Linked DNA regions of Homo sapiens: region 2 is linked to region 1. Evidence: chromatin loops called from intact Hi-C (ENCODE). Cell type or tissue: GM12878. All regions are shown on one strand. Region 1 overlaps CDH23 (cadherin related 23). Region 2 overlaps CDH23 (cadherin related 23).

Region 1 (2,500 bases):
CTGACACGGCAGAGACACGGCTGAGCCACACTGATGTTCTGTGGAGCCAGACTGAGTCCATTCTTCAGCACAGGCTGAATTTTCCATGGGATCCCCATCCCTCCACATAAGTCTGTCTGAATGGCTCCCCGTTACTTGCCCTGGAAGCCTTTGTTCTTTGCCACACAGAGCCCCTTGGGTAGAGTGAGAGGGTGAGGAGATGGGCGTGGTGTGAAGAGTGGCTGGGGTTTCGCTGTGCCAGAACACTCATCACTGCCACGCACAGGGACTGCGGAGGAGCCAAGGAGGAGCCCAGCCCACTAACAGGGCCCATCCCTAACAGGAGCTCAGAAGGAAGTCCCTCTGAGAAGGGACTTCTGAGAAGGAAGGGCCAGGAGTCTTACCGGAGGAGAATGCTCGTAGATGTTGGTGCTGTAAGGCAGGTTGATGAAGATGGGGTCCATGTCCTGGACATCTGTGATGATGATGGCCAAGTTGGCCAGGGTGGACAGAGGCCTGGTCTTGTCTTGATCCTTAGAGAGCGGAGAGAACACACAGCCTTAGGTTGAGTGATGGTGGGGACACTCACACACATATGTACACACACACACAGACCTGCACCGTGCAGCACATAAGTGCAAACACATGCACACGCACACACACACCCATGCTCTTGCACTCCAGCAGGGAAGGGCTTAGTAAAAGGAAGCTTAAGAATTCTAAGAAGCCATGGTGATTTCTGAGCTGTACAGGAAAACACAAACAGCATCCCCAAGGTCCAGAGGAAGGCAGCTTATCCAGTGTTACAAAGCAGGGCTGGGGTACAGCTAGACCTCCAGCCCCTAGTAGCCCAGGCCTGACTTCCTTGGACATCCGGTGGTGGGATGACCAGCTTGGAGTAGATATGGTGCTGCCCTCAGCTCCTTTGCTGAGTTCAGCTGGAGGTCACCACCCCTCTCTGTGCCCACTTCCTGCCCCCACTCATCCCAGGGCAGCAGAGGATTGACAAAGATGGGGACTCCTCAGAAGAAAGGCCACAGAGGGGATTAATCTGGCACCTGTGTCCCTGCATTCATGAGTCCCTTGCTTTGGGCTGGGGATTTACTGGTTCAGTGACTTTTCCCAATCCAACCAGCAGGGGGAGCTCCAGGGTCTGTGACATCTGGGGGACTCCGAGAAAGACTCCTGAGAGGTCACACAGGCCATCCCCCTGCAGCCAGGCAAGCAATATTTAAACCGTCAGTTGGGAATTTCATTGTATAAAACCTCAACGATGCATCTGTAGTCCCAGCTGCTCAGGAGGCTGAGGTGGGGCAATCACTTGAGCCCAGGAGTTCGAGGCTGTTGTGCACCAAGATTGCACCTGTGAATAGCCACTGCACTCCAGCCTGGACAACATAGCGAGACCCCCATCTCAAAAAAAAAATTTTTTTTTAATGCTTGGCAAGAAAGAAAACTCCAAATCTATCTTCTACTGTTTAAGTAGCCTGCTGCAACTGAATAACAATAGCCAGCAATAATAGTAACTGCAGTGCTTTGTACAGATGACGTGGCAGCCACTCTACCGGGCACTTCACTCGCATCTGTAGTTATGATGAGCCCATTATTCAGATGAGTTAACAGAGACTCAGAGAGGCTGAGTAACTTGTCCACAGTCATACAACTTCTAAGTGTGTAGCCAGAACTCAAACTCAGATCCTTTCACATAAAAATTTGCCACTAACAGTTTTGACTTGGGGCTCTAACATCAGTTCGGTCTCTTAATTTGCTGAGTAACCTCAAATGAGTTCTTTTTCCCCCTGGGAATCTGATGTCCTTTTCTGTGAGATGAAGGGGCTCAAGTGAATGACTTCTAAGGCCCCTCAGGCTCGAACATTCTCTGAGCTAAGATTTGAGGAGCGACTGTCCCCAGGTTAGCTCTCCCTTAGTTTGTCTGGGGTGACTTGAATGAAGCAAGGCATTCCTGGAGTTCCAAGAAGCCTGGTGCCTCCTCCTGGCCTGCAGAGATGGAGCTGCTGTGCCTAGGAGAAGGGAGGGCTGGTTGTCTTTAGGAATCCTCAGGGACAGCCAATGAGAGGGTGGGAGGGCCTTTAGGGATGGGAGTGGGTGCTGCAAGGGAGAGGAAGGTCTGGAAGCAGGAGGTGAGCAGAGAGGTTCTCGGCAGGCAGCCTCCCAGGCTCCAGGACTGGGGCCCACACGGCAGGCTTGGGCACTGCCCATGGGGAGAGCTCCCAGCTAGGGACCTGAATGACCACCAGGCACCCAGGGCTGGAGCGGGGAAGCTCAAAACAAGTCCCCTGACCTCTTGGACAGGGGATGCCAGTGGCTCTGATTTGCCATAACCAGGCTTTTGCAGGCAGCTGGCTTTTGTCTAGCCTGGCACAGGCCCTCTCTGTCCCATACCTGTGACTGCAGTCCTGTTCATGCCACAAATGCCCCTGCCCAGCCCACTCTGGACTCTGTGGTGGGGAAAGGGGAGTGATCCTGTCAGGCTCCCAGCTGTAACTCTGGGGCCCATGGC
Region 2 (2,500 bases), 140 kb before region 1:
CCACGTGGAACTGTAAGTCCCATTAAACCCTTTTTCCTGTATAAATTACCCAGTCTCGGATATGTCTTTATCAGCAGCGTGAAAACAGACTAATACATCAACACACAGGAGGCAGCGCCAGCCAGTGCAGAGACTGAAGCCTGAGGTGTCACCTGAGCCCTGAATCCAGTCATACTGGGAGTTACATCTCCCAGTGGACTGGTTTTGTGAGCCCATATTGCTGAAGTCAGTTTATTTTATTTTAAAATTTTCAACTGAAAGGGTCCTAACTCACTCAAAGGCACTCCCAGATGCCGATTCGTGAAGGAAGCCTCCCGTGACCTCTCCCACTCTGTGTTTGCACCACTGCCCAATACTCTTATGTCATCCTTTTCCCTTCCTGCTGGCTTGCCTGGATTTGCAGTAATTTGTCTACATGTGGGTCTCCCATGTAGCTCCCACCTTACCATCCTAGTGTCTTGCATGTGGCACCATGCAGTGAGCCTCATGCCCGGCAAGTGCTGAGTAATGTTTGGTGAGTGCCTGGTGGCCCTTTCTCCACTGGCATCTGGGCAGAGTTCAGCCTTTAGCAAAAGGCCAGCTCCTGGGAGGCACCCTGTGTGAACTCTGCCCAGATCACTGTGTTGGTGGGTGCGGGACTGGTGCATACCGATGGCCTCCAGGATGAGCATGTAGGCGGCTGTGGTCTCCCGGTCCAGGCCCACCACGGTTCTCACAACGGCATCGCGGTAACCCACGCTGAACTTCCCATCCACGTTGCCACCTGTGGGTGAAGGAGAGGAAGCTTCCGGCTGGGAAACAGAGCTCCCGGCCAGGGGAAGCGGGGACTCTGCTCCTGAGCTGGGACCCGCGATGGTGAGTCCAGGAGTGGGAGGCTGTGCTGCTGATTCGGCCCTGCCTGAGGTGCTCTGATGCGGGTGCAGCTTGGGTGGGCTCAGCGGGGGTGCCAGATGCCTGGAATCCGTTCCTAACCTTCACGAAGCACCTCCTGTTTACAGGTACTTCATGCAGACCATTTCATTTAGCCTCCACCTCACAGAGGAGAACCCCTCACTCAGTGATGTGCCTGTGCCACTCTGGGTTTCTCCATGCGTGGGTCCCTGGGCTTATCCTTCACCCCTCTGCTCCCTGCCCGTCCTGCAGAAGCGTCTGAGCAGCTAACCTGCATAGGGGCTTGTATATGTTGCTGAGAACTCTGGGGTTGGCTGAGCATCCCCCAGGCCCCTCATCTCGGAGGTGAGATGGGCTGAGGAGCGAAGCTTCCTGAGTGGGGACATGGAGGCTCCACAGAGGGAGGAGTCAAGGCAGGTGTACAGGAGACAGGGATTACTGAGTCTCCTTGAGTTCTGGGACAGGTGGGAAGTGTGAGGGTCTCCTCTCGCGGTGGACGGGAGTCAGGAAGGAACTCCCAGAACAGCGTGGAGACCCCTCCCCTGCCAGCTGGCGAGCAGTGTGGTGTTCTGGGCAGCAGAGGGCGCCACGGCACCAGCTTTGTGGTGAGCTTGGGCAGGACTGGGCTCAGCTCCTTGCAGAATGTGCACTGAAAATCCGGGAGGGCTCTGGGCAGGTCAGCGGGAGCCCACCACTCTGGGGTGCTGAAGAGTCATCCTGCAGGCTGCCAGGTGCTCCCCCTGTTCTTGCTGGTTTGCCCCTAGGGAAAGCCTCCTGACCCCCAAACCTCCAGTGCTCCCCAGTGTCTGAAGTACCATCTGCAAGGGACACACTCTGACTCCCGGGGAGCCCAGGGCAGAACTAGGACGTAAATAGTGTGGGCAGTGGAGCCACGGAGCTGGTGCCATGTGAGGGGTCTTAGTAACTAAGCCCTCCCTAGGGCCGACTTGAGGGCCAGACTGTAAGGAGTGGGCCTGAGGGTGCTGGGCCCCTTCAGGGAGGTGAGGGAAGAAAGGGAAGGCTGAGGGCTGGGAGGTCACGTTGGCCGCAGCAAAGCCACAGATGGGCTGTGAGCTGGGCATCCTTGCTTCATGGGGAGGCATTGGGAAGGCTGGTGTGTGCCCTGCTCGTGTGTACAGGCACACATATGCAGAGGCAACATGTGTGTTGGTAGGCAGGTCATGGACAGAGAGAAGACTGAGCCAGTAAAAGGGCCAAAGAGGGTTGAGGAATGGGGAAGACTGCACCCCCATGTGTCCCAGCATCTCTCGTGTGTCGGGGAGGCTAAGAAGCTGTGTTCTCATCCAGGAATGGCAAACCCATGGCATGTGCGCCACCATCTACCAATCCTACCACTGTGGCAGACATCACTAATCCATTGCAGCTCACTTTCCCCTGTGAGCCAGGACATGGCCTCATCATCTGTGGCCACAGCTCTGCAGACAACAGCCAGGCAACATTTTTGAGCTAAAACCATTTCATTTAGGGAGATCAAAACCATCTGCCTCTAAACAGGTGGGAATTCTCAACAGGTCCCCAAGGAAGGATGAGGCCACATTCCTCCAAGTCACTGCTCTGTCACCCAGACTTGGGGCGGGGAGTGGGGCTC

What was found. A loop is a pair of places that touch in the nucleus more often than their neighbours do. Peaks named below come from ENCODE experiments on the same cell type or tissue, not always from the same donor. Only the 100,000 strongest peaks of a DNase experiment are listed, where the experiment ranks them.
Region 2: a loop joins it to region 1, with 8 times the contacts of the local background. A loop is called at or near these places in 6 of 110 quality-filtered maps.

The regions. Positions count from the first base shown.
Region 1 is chr10:71,568,802-71,571,301 of GRCh38, reverse strand. It overlaps CDH23 (cadherin related 23), which reads right to left. Exons shown (of 70, transcript NM_022124.6): 8 at 384-512. Among named protein-coding and RNA genes, the nearest start is that of CDH23-AS1, 58 kb to the right of the region's middle. In GM12878, a CTCF peak has its summit at 1,103 (motif pointing right); a DNase peak (open chromatin) is centred at 1,110.
Region 2 is chr10:71,707,361-71,709,860 of GRCh38, reverse strand. CDH23 (cadherin related 23) reads right to left here. Exons shown (of 70, transcript NM_022124.6): 27 at 650-763. Among named protein-coding and RNA genes, the nearest start is that of C10orf105, 11 kb to the left of the region's middle. In GM12878, a CTCF peak has its summit at 1,474 (motif pointing right); no DNase peak of the experiment used is centred here.